2 separate regions of the Homo sapiens genome follow, and region 2 is linked to region 1. A link is an interaction called in ENCODE POLR2A ChIA-PET data of the cell type or tissue named here. Cell type or tissue: Caco-2. All regions are shown on one strand.

Region 1 (5,000 bases):
CACAACAAACACCTGTTCTTAAAATTCTTACACATTCCGAATTAGTTCTCACAAGGAAAACAGCAAGCAAGCTCAAGACTGTTATTATAAAGATTCTTATTAATTCTGACTGCATTTTTAGAATTTATTAGTGTTTGAGTAGAAGAAGTTACAATTTGTCTTTGAGCTATTTGTGTAAAAAGTATCTTCTATGGGAATTAATACATAAACAAAATGACTAAGTCTGTATTTAAGGGGTAACATTATTAGTACACACTGTTAACTATAATAACTCTTATTCAGGAAAGGATAATTTTTATGCATCAATTTAAAACAAATAATGCTATAAACCAATATTACAATAACCATATTATCATAAAAATATAATTATATATTATAAATCAATATGTCAAATTCCATGATTAAAAAATATACGGGATGCTAATTTCCTTCTCTATAGTAGACACATTATTAAATAGGTAGAAGTCAAAACTATTAACCTGTACTTGAAAAGAAGTATAGCACTTTGAGAGGCTGAGGCGGATGGATCACTTGAGGCTAGGAGTTCGAGGTCAGCCTGGCCAACATGCGGAAGCCCATCTCTACTAAAAATACAAAAATTGGCTGGGCATGGGGCGCACGCCTGTATTCCCAGATACTTGGGAGGCTGAAGTACGAGAATTGCTTGAACCTGGGAGGCAGAGGTTGCAGTGAGCAGATATCACACCACTGCACTCCAGCCTGGCCAACAGAATGAGACTATGTCTCAAAAAAAAAAAAAAAAAAAAAAAAAAAGAGGCCAGGCACAGTGGCTCACGCCTGTAATCCCAGCACTTTGGGTGGCTGAGGCAGGCGGATCACCTGAAGTCAGGAGTACGAGTTTGAGACCAGCGTGGCCAACATGGTGAAACCCTGGTCTCTACTAAAAACACAAAAATTAGCCAGACACGGTGGCACGTGCCTGTAGTCCCAGCTACCTGGTAGGCTGAGGCTGGAGAATCACTTGAACCTGGGAGCCGGAGGTTGCAGTGAGCTGAGATTGCACCACTGCACTTCAGCCTGGACAACAGAGCGAGGCTCTGTTTAAAAAAAAAAAAAAGTATAACAAATTTAACATATCAAGTTACAGAAATGAGAAAATATCCAATGCTCTCTACTTTTACTTTTTCTTCTCACATATAGTATCATTTTATACTTTTTGGGTATGAGTTATGGGAGAACTCTCAGAACATAATGACTACAAAGGGCAACTGAGTTTAGTGTTTCTGATGATGGATTATTTACTGAACAGATTAATCAGCAAAGCAACAAGAGAGATTTTTGAGGCACCATACTGTAAACATTGCTCAAACCTCGTTTTCTGAAGAGCTTGGAGATAACAGAACTTCCTGAGCATCAAAAAACTCAGAAAGGGAGTCAGTGATGGAGAGTCTACTTTCATTAGAAAGCTGATGAACTAGAGCTCGGTTTTCATCTCTGGAGTTTTCCTATTTGAAGAACAAAACCAAAAATGTATACATTTAAAAACATTCTCAAGAGAAAGAAAATAAATGATTTAGTTGTACAATACACAAGGTCACAGGCCCATGCAAATAAGCAACTCAAAGCAGAAGTCAGCTCCAACACTGAGATGCGAGCCTCATGCAAAACACAAAAGTTCTCCCCCAATATGGGCACCTCACTTACAGGCACTATCACTTCTCACACACATGCAACAAATCACAAGGCAAAAAACAACTGTCCAGGTCACTCTTTGTTCCATTTAAAAGGGGAAAAATTCCAGTGCTCTCTGAATCATATCCTCTTATTCGCTACCACTGCTGGATGTTTCTTTTTATACTAAAATCTCCTCTGCATTGCACTGAATTCATGTCCTTGCATGGCTGGTTCAGAGCAACATAGCTTTCTTCTGCCCCTATGCTCTCTGAGGGAACAATATGCTGCTTTTGAGGTGTCCCTTGACAAATACACAGTGTGTTTTGGTCCAGAAGCACCCTGGTGGCAGATCATTTACTATTCATGGATGAATGATGTAAGTTCTCTTTGTCTGTCTCTTTCCACCTACAATGACTGCAAGGAAAGGAAGTCCCCAGTCCTCTTTATAAGCCTCTGTACAAATAACACAACAGAACATCATTGTTTTCTTATCTCGCATGACCCTCCATTCTCCACTCCACTGGGTCTGGACTTTCCCTCTGGGGAGGACTTAAGTCCTGAGCTGGCCATGGCAGGATATAACAATGAACCAGACAAGGTTTGTGGACTGAATGAATGGTGAGAGAACGCATCCAACGCACATCAGACCAGGCCTGTGGAATAGACAAAGTGCTGGCAAAGTGGAGAGACTGATTCTGATTAGGGAGATTTTGTTTGAGGAGGGCTTCATAGAAGTGGCACTTGAGGAAAAAGAACAGATTCAGGACAGGATGATTTGATTTCTTTCAATCAGAGTAGACAGGTAGTAGTAAAACCACTCGTATTTTTTATTGGGCTAACAAAGGAGTTGCTTCCACATCATCCAGAATAATTTGGGGAAAAGGCAGATTATATCTTGCCCAGAAATTGTCTGAATTCAGGATATACCCCTCAGTCTCATAGGGAGGGGATGCTATGACAGGAGGGCCACAGCAGATTTTCGTAATTAATAAAAGGCAAGTGGTCCCTTTACAAATTGCTTGCTTCAGTTTATTAATATGTATCTACAAACTGTTGAAATAGATATCCCTTTCCTAAATAAGGCATCTGCCCAAGGTATTAACAATCCTACCCATTTTAATACCCATGTAGCCTTCTGAAAACCAAGCCTCTTCTCTACCCTAACAAAGAGATCACTTTAGAATCTATAAGTATCACAGCTGTTAACTTCAAGGAAAAGGTCTCTCTCCTCAAAAGAGCCAGGCATAAAGCTATTGAGCTTGAAAACATCGTAAGGAATAGCTTCAACACTCACTCAAACAAGAGAATAGTCCTGTGTCTTCCGTGTGCTCCTGCCACAAAAGATGCTCATCATTTATTTACTTGTTCTACTCATTAATTTATTACTAGTCACTCCTGCCATCTCTGTATCTTCCTCCTCCTAGACTGATGGGTCCAAAGATTTCCTGGCTGACCAACACTGAAAATAATATTCCTAGCCCCTAGCCCTTTCTGGCATCTTCTTATATGTACTGTAAACTCACCAGCACTGCTGCACCCCAAGTCTACAGCATGGTGCCTTAAACAACTCAGGACCTCATTTGCTAAAATATTAACCCAGTCAGTTCAATTCAGTAATTTCCTTTCACATATGTAATGCATGACTGGTTGCTTATCTATTGTTTGCATTACAAAAAGTTAAATCAAGCGTGGCCAACCTACAGCCCGGGCGCCACATATGGCCCAGGATGGCTTTGAATGTGGCCCAACACAAATTTGTAAACTTTGTTAAAATATTATGAGATTTTTTTTGTGATTTTTTTTTTTTCTGGCTCATCAGCTATCATTAGTGTTAGTGTATCTTATGTGTAGCCCACAACAATTCTTCTTCTTCCAATGTGGCCTAGAGAAGCCAAAAGATTGGAAACCCCTAAATTAAATAAACAGAGAAAAGGGAGGGAAAGGAACATTCATAGCTCACACTATAACAACCACTACAAGCATTCTGACACATTTCTTGTGCAGTAATTGTAATCATGCTATTTTCATATCTCTATGTATGTAATTTTATAAAGTTCGCCCAAATAACATTGCAAGATAGTTTTTTTTCAAAATTAAACTGTATTCTGAAAATAAAAATAGGTATTCAAAATAGAAAATTTTAAAAAAGCAAATTAAATAAATATCACTTCAAGTCCCATTGAAGTCGATATGAATGTGGAAGTGGACGTGGCCCCTATTAACTTGCTGGTATTTTCATATTAAAATATCTGTGTACAAATTTTATTTTGAAAAACTGGGATAAACAGTCTACATATTGTCTGCTCCATTCACTAACCATTATATTGTTAATATTTTCCCAGACCATTCAAAATTCTTTGAGACAGTGAACTGTAATTGATAAATATTTTATTATATAGTGTCACAGAGTAATAATAAAATTAAGAATGTTTACAGATTTGCGAAAATGGTTTAGTATGTTTGTAAATATGTCTTTGCTTGTATCATGTTATTTCTCAGAATCAATTTTTCAAAGAATTATTAATAACCTTCAAGGCAAGGCAAAATATATATTACCTAATTACACCAACAAGTAAGGAAACCTCTGTTTTTTCTACATTAAGGGTACTGCATACCATAATTTAGAAAACTTTTGAGCTAATCTAATTGTTTTAATTTTCATTAGGCTGAATAGTTTTTCCTTTTTAAAAAACAAGCTTGTAGAGATGTTATTCTAGGGAGAGGCTGGATGAAGGCTGCATGGGACCTCCCTCTGCATTTCTTTGTACTTTCCTGTGAATTTACAAATATTGCAAAATAAGTAAAAAAAAAAAAAAAAAAAAAAAAAAAAAAGAAAACCCATACCTATCTGTATTTGTGTGTATGTGTGTGTGTGTGTATGTGTGTGTGTGTGAATTATGGCCTTTTTCCATTTACTTGTTAAAGTTTTAAGTTACTTGATATTATTTGTTTATTGGTTACATATGAAAAACATTATCATTGATTTAGCATTATCTCAGTCTGTCAATTTCACTGAAAATATTTTTCCCAGTCTATTATTTGCCTTATTGTTTTGACACACATCACTTTTTCCTAAAAAAAAAAAAAAAATAGATCTAATCAACATTCCTTTTGCAATTTTTTTCTATTGCAACCCAATTTAGAAAATCTTCCCTACTCTAGCAGTTTGATAAATATTTACATTAATATTTTTCAGTTTGAATTTTTATATTTAACTTGAATTTGCTTTTGATTCATTTAACATGCAATGAGAAGATTTAAACTTCTTTTTAAATTGCTTTCAGCAGGGCATGGTGGGTAGTGAGTGCCTATAATCCCAGCTACTTGGGAGGCCAAAGCAGGAGGATGGCTTGAGCCCAAGAGTT
Region 2 (5,000 bases), 100 kb before region 1:
CCAAGAGCATACATTGGGGAAAGGATAGCCTCTTCAATAAATGGTGCTGAGAAAACTGTATATCCCTATGCAGAAGAATGAAACTAGACCCTATCTCTCACCATATACAAAAACCAAATCAAAATGGATTAAACACTTAAATCTAAGACCTCAAACTATGAAACTACTATAAGAAAACACGAGGGAAACTCTCTAGGACATTGAACTGGGCAAAGGTTTCTTGAGTAACATCCCACAGACACGAACCACTAAAGCAAAAATGGACAAATGGAATCATATCAAGTTAAAGACTTCTGCACAGCAATGAAACAACAAAATGAAGAGACAACTCACAGAATGGGATAAAATATTTTTACACTACCCATGTGACAAGAGATTAATAACCAGAATATAAAAGGGGCTCAAACAACTGTAGGGAAAAAAATCTAATAATCCTGTTAAAAATGGGCAAAAGATCTAAATAGACATTTCTCAAAAGACGACATACAAATGTCAGACAGGCATATGAAAATGTGCTCAACATCATTGATCATCAGGGAAATGCAAATCAAAACTACAATGAGTTATCACCTCACCCTGGTTAAAATGGCTTTTATCCAAAAGACAGGCAATAAAAACTGCTGATAAGAATGTGGAAAAAAAGGGAATGCCTGTACACTGTTGGTGGGAATGTAATGCAAATTACTACACTATGAAGAACAGTTTGGAGATTCCTCAAAAAACTAAAAATAGAGCTACCATACTATCCAGCATTCCAACTGCTGGATATGTACCCAAAAGAAAGGAAATCAGTATACTGAGGAGCTATCTGCACTCCTACATTTATTGCAGCACTAGTCACAATAGTCAAAATTTGGAAACAACCTAATCCTCAATAGATGAATAAAGAAAATGTGGTAAATATACACGATAGAGTACTATTTAGTCATTAAAAAAAGAGTAAGATCCTGGGCTGGGCGCAGTGGCTCACGCCCATAATCCTAGCACTTTGGGAGGCTAAGGCAGGCGGATCACGAGGTCAGGAGTTCAAGACCAGCCTGGCCAATATGGTGAAACCCCATCTCTACTAAAAATACAAAAATTAGCCAGGTTTGGTGATGGGTGCCTGTAATCCCAGCTACTCGGGAAGCTGAGGCTGGAGAACTGCTTGACCCTGGGAGGCGGAGGTTGCAGTGAGCCAAGATTATACCACTGCACTCCAGCCTGGGTGACAGAGCAAGACTCCATCTCAAAAAAAAAAAAAGGATAAGATCCTGTCATTTGCAACAACAGGGATGGAACTGGAGGTCATTATGTTAAACAAAATAAACTAGGCACAGAAAGATAAACTTCACATGTTCTTATTTATTTCTTGAACTAAAAATTAAAACAATTGACCTCATGGAGATAGAAAGTAGAGGGATGGTTACCAGAGGCTGGGAAGGGTAGTGGGAGAGTGGTAGGGGGATGCGAGGATAGTTAATGGGTCCAATAAAAATAGAAAGAATGAATAAGATCTAGTATTTTATAACATAACTTTAGGATACCTAAAGAATGAATAAAATCTAGTATGTGATAGCATAACTTTAGGACACCTAAAGCCAATAATAATTGTACATTTTTAAAATAACTAAAACTGTATAATTGGATTGCTTGTAACACAAGGGATAAATGCCTGAGGTGATGGATACCTCATTTTACATGATGTGATTATTATACATTGTATGCCTGTATCAAAACATCTCATGAGATGTATTTTCCCATTAAAAATTCCTCATTAAAAAATGTCATATATCCCATAAATGTATGTATATATATTTACGTAAATATATGTATATATATATTCAGTGTAATTCTGAAACATTTTAATTATGAAGATTTATCATGGTCATGACATTGCTTTAATATACTGGTTTCATATAATTTATTTAATTTGGAATTCCTAATAAAGAACCAAACTTCTCATTACTGTATGTGCATAGAAAAATGTAATCTGCTTTACCAAAATTCCCTTTACAATATGATGAAGAATAAAAGTGGGATATGCCTTTATGGTAACACCCTCCTCAATCCCCAAATAGCCAGGAAAGCACAACGCAGCATGGTCTCTGGAAAACAGCCGGGACCGCGGCCCAGAACTCAGGGGAGGGAGCTGACAGGTGTGCGCGCTCCAGAGTCCACTCACTTCCAGACATTCAGCCAGGAGAAAGCCTTCAGAGATCATCTAGTCCAACTATCTCACCTACAGCTGGGGAAACTGAACCCAAGGGCAGAAACGGCTTACCAAGTCGACCTAAGTTATTGACCAGGAATAAACTTACCAGACCCTAGGAAATTAGAAGCAACAAGCTAGTGGCAGAGGTGGGGTGGGCTGTGGCTTTTATACTTATGGTAGTGACAAATGGCAGCTGACCACGGAAGACAAGGCAGACAAATGAAAAGCGTATTACAGAATAATAATGAAAGCTTATTAAACACAAAAATGAAAGAGCTTATCCGAGTCACTATGAAAAAGACTCAATAAATTTGTTATTCTCCATTTAAAAAAAAAAAAGTATGTGACATATCTTAGAATAGTTTCCATCAAGAATGCTAAGATCTGCACAGAGACTGCATTCAAAGGGGTCAGCTCCAGGTATCCGGAAGGTTAATTTCTGTGGAATGCCTTCCTGCCCAGCACAGGCTTGTTTTTTCAAGGACAAAGTTTGTTTTTGATATGTGCACACATTTCATAGACAATAAAGCTAATATTCTGATTTTTGAGGCCTAAAATAACTTGTCTGCAGATGACAACTTATCTAAATGACCTGAAATAAAAGTGACTGAAAATAAGCCCTCGGGAATGTACAGTCCTTAAGCATCACGAACTGCCACTCCCAAGGCCACGCATGTATCAACAACGCCTTATCAATCCCAATGATGTTATGGGGAGTCCAGAGACAGGCAGACAACGTGGATAAGAATTTATTACTCCAGCATGACGTAACAAGAATGTTAGCTTTACTGAGCTCCATGCCAAGAGCAGAAGTCTTCCCTTCCCGCCCCTGTCCTCCCCTCCCCTATAGTTCACCCTGTCCTCCTAGCCGCCTAACAAGGGTGAGGTGATTCTGTGATAAAACTCCTCTTTGGGTTCTAGTCCTTGTATTTATTCTTTATCATGCTTCTGGTGGCACCACTCCCCAGGGCATCCCTTCCCCCATCACCACTACAAGTAATAGGACTCCCGAGTCCAAGTGATCTCATCCCTGTGTCCAGGCACCTCCAGGAGAGCAGGCCTCGCTATGCACATGTGCCTGCTCAGGATAGTTTCTATTCCATGATTCACCCACCAAGTATCCTCCCTAGGGACGCGGGTTCATGCCTCGGCCTTAACATTCTGTGCTATCATTTTAAGACTTTTACATGATTTAGAGGAAAGAACAGGAGCTTTGGAGCCAGAAAATCCTGAGTTGAATCCCAGCACCAGCATCCAAATTGAGCTCTGTGTCTGGGAATAAGTTATTTCTCCTTCCTGAGCCTTGGTGCCATTAAGTGTAAAAGGAGATGGCTGTGCAGAGTTAAGGAGAGGCTACATATAAAGTGCCTGGCACACAGTAGGTGCTCTGCGGATGCTCCTTTCCTTTCCCTCCCCCACTCCCTCTTCCTCCACTCAGAACTGTTGGCTCTGGCTTCTTTCTCTCCGGAATGTTTTCTCCCATCTCTTCTCAGTGAGCCTCCTCATATGCTTCCTTTTAGCAAGAGCTTTTACACCTGAATCATGGTGTTTAAAAACCTATATCGAGAAATGTGATTATAGGACATTGCCAAACTGTGCTTCTTGAAATAGAAATAACGAGACTGCAAAGCGCATCTAAGCTAGAGAGGGTTGGGTGAGACTGAGGGAGCAGAGAAGACGCTCTGGACACCCCCCGCCTCCCTTTTCCCCTTCCCCAGTGCCACCAGATTTAGCAAATGAAAATGTAAGACACCCAGTTAAATTTTCATTTCAGATAAATATCAAATACATTTCTAGTGTGTCCCAACAATTGCAGTTGAGAAGGAAAATGGGACTCTAGCAAAGATAAGCTGTAGAGAAAGGAAAATAAAGATCATGACTGCCAGAGACAGAGGCAGCTGTCCCTTCTACCTGGTGCTACCAGAGAGAACTTCAAATCATCTGACCAAAAGGGAACCCCTGGTGGAGTCACAGCTTTGTGTGGTCTTGGAGTCCTAGAAAGTGCCCGTAGGCAGTAAACGCACAGCCATGGTCCTTCAGTTCCAGTAAGCATGGGCAGTTACTGAAGAGGGGCTTGGGACTTGAAGACGGCAGCTGCCCAGGCACCCTCAATGTCTGTACAAAATCCACCCACCTAATGCTATGTGAGTTTTATCGTATTTTTTATTAATTTTTAAACATAATTTTGTGGAATGAGCACTTATTTAATATTCCATATAATCTTTAAAATGTTGCAAAAGATGAAATAAGCCAGCCATACTTAAATACAAGTGAATTTTCTCTTAATTTATTTGGATTTGAATTTTTGCTTTAAAAGACTAAAGGGCAACAAAATTACACAGGAAAATGCACATGTTACTGTACAAACTGAAATATCATCCCCGCTGAATTACTGCAATAACTTCTCAACTGAACTCCCTGCTGCTGCCCATCCAGTCTCTTAACTCAGCAGCCAGAATGATCCTTCTAAAAAATACATCAGATTACGCCCCTTCCCTGCCCAAAACCCTCCACTGGCTCTCAGTAAGTGTGAGCCTTTCCAGTGGCCTTCAAGGTCCTGTGGGACTTGGCGCCCCACCCCTTTCAGCCCCTCCGACTCTCCTTTCCTGCCCTCCCCTTGCTCACTGGGCACAGGCCACTCTGGCCACTGCCCACAGCGTCCTGCCCAGATGCCCCTGTGCCTTCCCTGCCCTCCTGCAGAGCTTTGCCCTAATGCCAGCTTCTCCATAACACCTTCTCTGGCCACACTTTCTAAGTTCGTAGCCCCCATTCCTAGCACATCCTAGCCCCTCTCACTGCTGCCGAT

What was found. ChIA-PET counts read pairs that join two places held together with the same protein. Peaks named below come from ENCODE experiments on the same cell type or tissue, not always from the same donor. Only the 100,000 strongest peaks of a DNase experiment are listed, where the experiment ranks them.
Region 2: POLR2A ChIA-PET joins it to region 1 with 9 read pairs; 4 of 35 experiments call an interaction of 5 or more read pairs at or near these places.

What each region holds. Positions count from the first base shown.
Region 1 is chr7:24,840,948-24,845,947 of GRCh38, forward strand. OSBPL3 (oxysterol binding protein like 3) reads right to left here. Exons shown (of 23, transcript NM_015550.4): 13 at 1,332-1,466. Among named protein-coding and RNA genes, the nearest start is that of GSDME, 86 kb to the left of the region's middle. RefSeq lists an enhancer at 2,153-2,222. In Caco-2, no CTCF peak of the experiment used is centred here; a DNase peak (open chromatin) is centred at 2,149.
Region 2 is chr7:24,738,863-24,743,862 of GRCh38, forward strand. The region is part of intron 3 of GSDME (gasdermin E); the gene reads right to left. Among named protein-coding and RNA genes, the nearest start is that of GSDME, 16 kb to the right of the region's middle. RefSeq lists a silencer at 2,728-3,022. In Caco-2, no CTCF peak of the experiment used is centred here; DNase peaks (open chromatin) are centred at 2,170 and 2,939.